Linked DNA regions of Homo sapiens: region 2 is linked to region 1. The links are chromatin contacts, found by Hi-C or POLR2A ChIA-PET in ENCODE. All regions are on one chromosome and are shown on one strand. The core of a region is the stretch at or near the end of the contact, and the rest is flanking DNA. Distances in the headings are between cores, read along the strand shown. Region 1 holds the start of CDK20 (cyclin dependent kinase 20). Region 2 holds the start of LINC03026 (long intergenic non-protein coding RNA 3026).

Region 1 (4,057 bases), core at 621-3,120:
GGCTGCCACTGTCATTCTGATGAGTGGTGATGATGACTTGGGCAAGGAGCAAATCTAGAGTATGTTTTAAAGTTAGAACCTTCAGAATTGCTGACCAACTGGATGTAGGGACCATATCACCAGCTTCCTTATGGATCTCTCCACCTATCCCACACATGGCTGTCTGGAAGCCCTTTTATCTTCCTCAAAAAATCAAAATGGCCTGATTGCTGTTTTCGGATTTTTCAGGTAGTACACAACCATTTAACAGATCAAAACACATGCACACATTCAGGTAAGACATAAAATCCAACAGAAAAAGAACAAAAGAAAAATCCTACAGTCAATCTTAGAGTGTATTCTACCAGACTTTACAACAGATATGGCACACACAAATACACATTCACATATATAATATTTCCAAACAAAACCCAGATGACACAAAATTTTATAACATGCTTTTGTCATCCAATATATCATGCATATCTCCAGATCACAGAGACCCAACCCTGTTAACTCTCCAGGGAGTCAAATACATTCCCTATTTCGACATGGGTGAGAGAGAGCACCAAAAGAGTAATGACACTAGGGGTGAAAGATGCCCCTCTTCGTGTTCCAGCAGCCCCTCCCGGTACCCTATCACAGCACGAACCACACTAGGTGGGCCCTGTTGCCTCTGTCTCTTGTTAGCACACTTAAGTCCTCAGGAGCTGGGCTGGAGCTGGTTTCTCTGTGTCACCAGTGCCCAACACAGGGTAGAGCCTATGGGAGGTCCCAAGGGAAGAATGGACTCTCAATCAAACCTGGGCCAAACCCTCTACTGACTAACGGAGGGCCCAAGAGCTGGTGACATAACCTCCTCCTCTCACCTGAGAAACAGAGATCTGGAAACCTGCCTTGTACAGTAGTAAAGAGGTCTCAAAATGACAATGTATATAATGCCTGCAGAACACATCGGGAGCTCAATAGGTGCTAGTTACATTATAAATCACTACATGTTTTGAGAAAAAAAGTCGGTGAATGAATGAATACATTAAGAAATAAGTAGGCAAATGAGAGTGAATGTGTGAGAAATGAAAGAAATAGGTAAATAAAGGTGAACAAGTGGACAAAAAAGGGCAAAAGGGGGTAAGGAGGCAGATGAATGAGCAGTGTGTGTGAGTGACAGCGGGAGGAAATCCCTGAAAGCTGGTGAAGGCGTAGCTGGGAAAATGAAGGCACAAAGAAGTGGGAACGAGCGACTGAGGGTGAGAATACCATGCCCCCCCTCCCCTACTCACATACTGATTGTCCTCCATCTCCTGCAGAGCCTTAATCTCCCGCAGGGCCTGGTTAGGGAAGCCGTCCTCCAACCGCCTTAGGGCCACCTTCTTGAGGGCAACTATCTCGCCAGTCTGCAGGATAGAAGGCAGACACTGCCAGCCCACCCTCGGCTGGGAAAGAGAGATGAAGGTGGGTGAGGGGAAGGTGGTTGAGAGAGAGACACGCGCCCCCGGCTCGGCCAGAGGCCCTCCTCGGGGGTCTAGGACTAGCCTGGGACCCAGCCGCTGGGGTAGGGGACCAAGCCAGCTGTGCGGAGGGAAGCGCAACGGCCCAAAGTAGGTTTAGAATATGAGTAGGTTTTAAAAACTGTACTGGATGTAAAAAGGGAACCGAAACAGTTTAGAGCGTTAGCCGGAGGGTGGCGGGGGCACACCCCCGCCAGGCTGCCGGCCGCGGTCCAGCCTCACCTCCACGTGCTTGGCCTTGAAGACGATGCCGTGGGCGCCCTCCCCGATGCGGCCCAGGATGCAGTACTGGTCCATCCCGCTGCAGTCGTGGGCCTGTGCCCCTGTGCCCCTGAACTTCCAAACTCCACTTCTCCTCCACCCCACGCTGATCTGAGCTCGCACGCTGTTGCCTAGCAACAGCGCGGCAGCTGACCACTGGGGCGGTTCCTGTAGGCGACGTCACCAGGAGAACGGAAGCTGCGTCGAGTCAGGGGTGACAGCTCCGGGCCCCACTGCGCCTTTTCCTAGCCCTCCGCTGTCACGCAGCAGCAAGCTTAATCCCGCATAAAAAACGCATGCGCCGAGAGCGTGCCCGCAGCAGGGCCCACGGAACGATGACAGCAGGCACCTCCTATCTGCCCCCGCCCCCGGCGTCACGTGACTAGCTGCGCTGGTGCACGCAGCCGGGAGGGGCGGGCTCCTTCCCCTGGCAAGCCGGAAGCTCCGCACCTGTAAGTAGAGGTTCAGGCTTCGACCACGCGCAGGTGCTGTTTTCTAGCTCCGAAAGCCAGGCACTATTGATGCAGACAGACAGGTCCCGGGCTGCGTTGTGGAAAGAGGGTCTGTGGGTCCTCTTGTCTTAAAATGTCAGTTGGCTACGTGTACCCACAGATTTTTAAAAGGGCATACTCTGAGGGCCGGGCACGGTGGCTCACGCCTGTAATCCCAGCGCTTTGGGAGGCTGAGGCGGGCGGATCATCAGGTCAGGAGTTCGAGACCAGCCTGACCAACATGGTGAAACCCCGTCTCTATTGAAAATACAAAAAAAATTAGCCGGGCGTGGTGGCGTGCTCCTGTAATCCCAGCTACTCAGGAGGCTGAGGCAGAAGAATCGCTTGAACCCGGGAGGCAGAGGTTACAGTGAGCCGAGATTGCGCCACCGTACTCCAGCCTGGGTGACAGAGCGAGACTCTGTCTCAAAAACTAAAACTAAAAATAAAATAAAAGGGCATACTCTGACCCAGACAGGACAGAGTAGGCCTTAAACTTCTGAAAGGATGCTCAACTTCACATACAATAAACAAATGCAAACTAAAGTTACAGTTTTTCACATATTGGATGGCTAAAGATCTCAGGTCTAATAGTTCATTGACCAAGCTACGGGAAAACAAGCACTTTCATACATTGCTGGTGGCAGTATAATTTGACGATGTTGATCAAATCACAAATGCACAGACCCTCAGACTCAGCAAAGCCACTTCTAGCAATTTCCCCAATAGACACCTTTTACACATGTGAAATGACATGTACAAAGTTATTCCATTGCAACGTTGTTTCAACGGCAAACTATTGGAAACAACACAGATGTCCATCATTGTGGTGCCTCCTTCAAATGAGGTATTAAATCTTTTTATGTACAGCAATGGGAAGATTTCTAAAATAGGTTGTTAAATGAAAAAGGCAAGATGCAGGACAGAATGCATAGAGTACCACTGGCTGTGTAAACAAAAGGAGAAAAGAATATAAATAATGCTTGTACATCCATTACAAGATATCTGGAAAGATACACAAGATTTCCTGAGTGTGGTTACCTGGTGGAAGAGGGACTGGGAGGACAGGGGGACAGAATAGGAGGCAGACTTTTCACTGGGTCTCTTTACATTATTTGAGTTTTGAATATAATTTATTAATTTTCCAAAAAAGCAAATATTTTCTAGCTTAGAAATTTCACTTCTGGGTTAATAATTGCAGAAGAATGACTTGATGTCCATACAAAGTATTCCTCCTGTTTGATGATAGCAGAGATCTGAAAACAACCCAAATACCCAGATGGAAAAATGGCTAAGTTAAGTTAAGGGAGTGCCATAGAATGGAATAGTTTTTAGCATTAAAACTGGCGAAGATAGGCTGGGCATGGTGGCTCAGGCCTGTAATCCCAGCACTTTGGGAGGCCGAGTCCTACGGATCACTTGAGATCAGGAGTTTGAGACCAGCCTGGCCAACATGGCGAAACTCCCTGCCTGTACGAAAAATACAAAAATTAGCCGGGCATGGTGGCACTCGGCCTGTAGTCCCAGCTACTCAGGAGGCCGACGCGGGAGAATCGTTTGAATGGAGGAGGCGGAGGTTGCAGTGAGCCGAGATTGTGCCAAGGCACTCCACCCTGGGCGACAGAGCAAAACTTGGTCTCAAAAAAAACAAACAAAAAAAAAAAGATACAGTAGGGAAAGGATGGTCTTCACAAATAGTGCTGGGTCATTTGAGAAGTCATAAGGGGAAAATAATGTATATTGACCCCAGTCTCACACCATTCACAAAATTGATTCCAGATGGACTGCAATCTAAATATAAAAGGTAAATAATGAAGC
Region 2 (4,012 bases), core at 966-3,465, 100 kb after region 1:
TGTCAGTAAATCTGTAGAGTTGTGTAACCATCACTGCAATATAGTTTTAGAATATTTCCATCAGTTCAGTATACTTTTATTTCTCTATTGCCAAAGTAAATATCATTTAATCCAGTCCTCTAACCATATTTGAGTTTTCTGGGTTTCATCTATAAATTGATTGAATACGTAACACCAGAGTCTTATTAATACATTGTCTTGAAACATGTCCAGGGTAAAACTAAAGGCACAGAATTAATCAGAAAGCATTCCATTGAAAGTACCAATCAATAGAGTGAAATTAGACTTCAACAGCTGCAGCCTGTTACCGCCTAAGGATAGGTTGTATGAGGACTCAGGAGGACCTGTTGTTGAGGTTAGGATGAAATGTTTGTCTAAATTCCCTTGAGAACACCACGCTGTCCTGGGATAGAAAGCCAGGCTCTGCTCATTGCCCACTCCCCGCCTTCCCTCCCACCTCCCGCCCTTCTGATCCCATTAATTGCTCTTTTTGGCAGGGTCGAGTGGTGTCAAAGCAGACGTCTGCTCGGTGTGGCCGTATTTTTGTGAGCGGAGCTGCTTTTGTGAGCGCTGCGTCCCTGCAGCATCTCTGCACTGACGCGTGGAGTCGCCGAGAAGCTGCCTGGCGGCTCCAGCAGCCTCCACGCCTAGAGGGCTGCGCGTCCGGGATCGCAGCGCCTTAGCGTCTCCTTCCCGCCTCCCTCCGCCCTCCCGCCAGCGAGCGCGTGGCGCCCCGGAGGTGCAGGGTTGACCAGGGTGCACCCCTCTACTCCTAAGCCAACCTAGGCAGGGCCCTTCCAGTTTCTGCCGCAGCATTTCCAGCCCCTCGAGCCCCTGCAGCTCCTGAGGGTAGCTCAGCAGCCAGCCCAGCGCACCCTCTTCCGGGGCTAGCGCGCACTCCCTCGGCTCTGCTTGCGGTCCCTCGGTGTCCTTCTGCCCCTGGCAGAAGCTCTCACACCACCCTCCCTTCATTTCCCCTGCCGGGCGGGGCTCGCTATTCAGCTCCCTGTGCTCAGTCTGACCCCTCAGCCTGCTGTACCCGCAGGCTCTGCGGAATGAGCCCGGGCCCCAGCCCTTGCCCTCCCGCCCGCCACCACGTCCCTCCTCCCGCCTGGAGCTTCCAGGGCCCTGCCGCGGGCCCCTGCATCTCCCGCCAGGCCGTCTCTCTCTGCCTCCGTCTCCTGCAGCCCAGCTCCGCCTCATTCTCCATTCCTCGCCCAGAAACCTGTACATTCTGTCCGCGGTCGCCGCCTGCGGTTCCTCCACGTCACGCAGGCAGACGCCAGGCTCCGCCAGCTCACAGAACTGCTCTTGCCGAACCCCGAAGGCCTCCACCTGGTTGACCTTGGCAGCCAGCCCGGCCTTCCTTGGCAGTCAGCCCGGCCCTCCTCGGTCCTGACTTTGGGGCCGCTGCCTCCCGCCAGCTCTGTCTTCGCCTGGTTTCAGGGCCCGCACCGCCTTTGCCGGTACGGCCTCATGGCCCGACCCCTGGCCTCCAGACCCCAGGATCTCCCCCAACACACCGGCCCCTGCCCAGGCCACCCGTGTCAGCTCGGGGCACCTCTATCCTTGCACTTGTTCAGACCTCCAGTGACCTCTGAGTCTTCTCTCCCCCAGTTTTCACATCCCACCCTCCAGCGTCCTCCTTTCTCAAGAAGGATCTAGATTCCAACCCGCTCTCATCCCCCACGGTGCTACCTGCCAGTTCTCTCTGCCTCTAGGGTGTCCTTGCTTCCCCTCCTGGGCCTGGCTGGGATCCTTGTAATGTGGTGTGTGTGCTCCCGACGGTTGGCTTCCATCTATGAAAAGGCCAACATCAGGAAGCTGCCTAGGAGGCCGCCTGGCCCACGACCTTTCTAACCCATGTCCACCTACTCCCACCCTCCACCCGGTGATCATGGCCTCCCCTCCCCCCACCCTTCAAACCTGCCTCCAGGTCCCCCCCAGGGCCTTTGCACCAGTTAGTCCCTGTCTTAGCTCAGGGTGCCGTAACAGAATCCAGACGGGGCAACTTAAACAACAGAAACGCATTTCTCACAGCTCTGGAGGCTGGAAGTCCAACATCAAGGTGCCTATAGATTCCATGGCTGGTGAGGCTTCTCTCCTTGGCTTGCAGACGGTCTCCTTCTGGCTGTGTCCTCTCATGGGAGAGGGGAGAGGGGAGGGAGAGAGGGAGACAGAGGGAGCGGGGGAGGGGAGATATCCCTAGCGCTTCTTCCTGTTCCTATAAGGACACAGTTCTATTGGATCAGAGCCCACCCTATGACCTCACTTAACCTTTATTACCTCCTTATAGGTTCTGCCTCCAAATGCAGTCACACTAGGGGTTAGAGCTTCAACATACAAATTTTGTGAGGACACAGTTTAGTCCATAACTTTCCCTCTGCCCAGGTGGCTCTCCCTTGAATATCTGCAAGGCTGACCTGTCCACCCCTTGAACTAGGCCGTATGTCGCTGGAGTCCTCTTTACTACAACCACCTGGAGTTGGGGAAGTAGCCATCATGTAGGAAAAATTAGCCTGTGATTGTTGGTGGATGCTGGGTAGTATAAAACAGAGGTAAAACCAACAACAACAGACTAAAAAGCCCAGATGGCCACAAGTTCAGTTGCCATTTGTAGCAGGAGATGGACATTGGTGCATCCACCCGACACCACATTTCCAAGGATGCTGCATTCCCAAGTGAGCTGCCAGACCAAAATACAGACGGTGCTGATTTAAACATCTGTGATGAAGCAGTGAGCAGTTACACATGGCGAGAAGGAGGAAGGTTAAGGAGCTTTGAGAGGAAGACTTCTGTAGGCAGCCGTGTGCTGTGAGCCCCTCCTCCTGCCTTGTCAAGGGCTTGGGTAGGGGGAGCTTGTCTTCTTGCCTCAGGCTCGGTGAAGTTCAGCTCAACTGAACCTCTGGAGTTTGGGGGATGCAATGGCTGGGGGATAACTCCTGCCCAGGGAAACACAGAGGGCAAAACAGATGGGCTGGCAAACTGCTCCTTGGTGGGAAGGTGTGTGGGGAGGTGTTTCTAGGCACCAGTATGAGCCAGCTTACTTCTGGATCCATGTGAATGACATTTCTTTTTTCCCTTTGCTTCATCCCTCCACGTGCTCCAACCTGGGGGACCATGGAGCACTGTTGGCAGGTGAGCAGAGAAGGAACCAGGAAAGAGAAAAGGACCACATGAGGCCTTTCCAAAATCACTGTTTTGGAGAATGATTTATGTACAAGTTGCACCTATTTTAAGTGTGCAGTTGCTAAGTTTTGACGAATATGCACCACCAGAGAGGAAATTCAGAATGTTTTCATTGCCCCAGAAAGCTCCCTGGTCCTCTGCAGTCATACAGGATGCCCACAGGCCACCACATGCTGTTACTAAGGTGTGCAAAATGCCATTGCCTCCCTCTAATTTCAGTGTGCTTTCTTTGTTTTACTTTATCCGGGTCAAAAAAAACCTTGGGGCTGGAGGTGAGCAACTTTCAATTAGACCTGAGCCCTCCTACCATATTTTCCTTCCCTGAGGCCCCATGGACCTTCTTGGGACTTGTGTATTCTCTGCAGGAAGGGGACATATTGGGTTAGTTACCGTGTGTCCCACAGCCTGGCTCTGAACTTGGTGCTTAGCAGGGAAACTCAAACTAAGGTACAGACAAAACACCTCGACAGGCAGAGGAGGAAGCAATATCCAAGTTGTCAGGGAGAGGAGAGGGTTGGTTTGTAAAGGACTAGTCTATACACCTTAGAAAGTGACCCCAGCAAATGTGAGAAAAACATTGTAGAGTCACTGTTTTTAAGAGCTGCAAAACCAGCTGGGCACGTTGGTTCACGCCTATAATCCCAGCACTTTGGTAGGCCAAGGCGGGCGGATCACGAGGTTAGGAGTTTGAGACCAGCCTGACCAACATGGAGAAACCCCATCTCTACTAAAAATACAAAATTAGCCAGGCATGGTGGCACATGCCTGTAATCCCAACTACTCAGGAGGCTGAGGCGGGAGAATCGCTTGAATCCAGGAGGCA

The links. Hi-C counts contacts between places; a loop is a spot of excess contacts on that map. ChIA-PET counts read pairs that join two places held with the same protein, here RNA polymerase II (POLR2A). Pooled maps may share reads with other maps.
Region 2: a loop to region 1 is called in a map of PC-9, with 2.1 times the contacts of the local background. The contact joins the promoter of LINC03026 here to the promoter of CDK20 in region 1. A Hi-C loop is called at or near these places in 1 of 168 maps with a recorded cell type or tissue (PC-9) and 9 of 50 pooled maps. POLR2A ChIA-PET finds 5 or more read pairs at or near these places in 9 of 52 experiments (A549, CD4-positive, alpha-beta T cell, HCT116 and 6 more).

The regions. Positions count from the first base shown.
Region 1 is chr9:87,972,663-87,976,719 of GRCh38, forward strand. It overlaps CDK20 (cyclin dependent kinase 20), which reads right to left and starts at 1,871. Exons shown (of 8, transcript NM_001039803.3): 1 at 1,710-1,871; 2 at 1,260-1,373. The coding sequence starts at 1,784. It overlaps LOC105376131 (a long non-coding RNA gene), which reads left to right and starts at 1,973. Exons shown (of 3, transcript XR_930088.2): 1 at 1,973-2,200.
Region 2 is chr9:88,075,685-88,079,696 of GRCh38, forward strand. LINC03026 (long intergenic non-protein coding RNA 3026) reads right to left here and starts at 2,216. Exons shown (of 2, transcript NR_135138.1): 1 at 2,039-2,216. It overlaps LOC124902201 (syncytin-A-like), which reads right to left and starts at 2,216. Exons shown (of 7, transcript XM_047424307.1): 1 at 2,039-2,216; 2 at 1,699-1,799. RefSeq lists an enhancer at 914-1,464.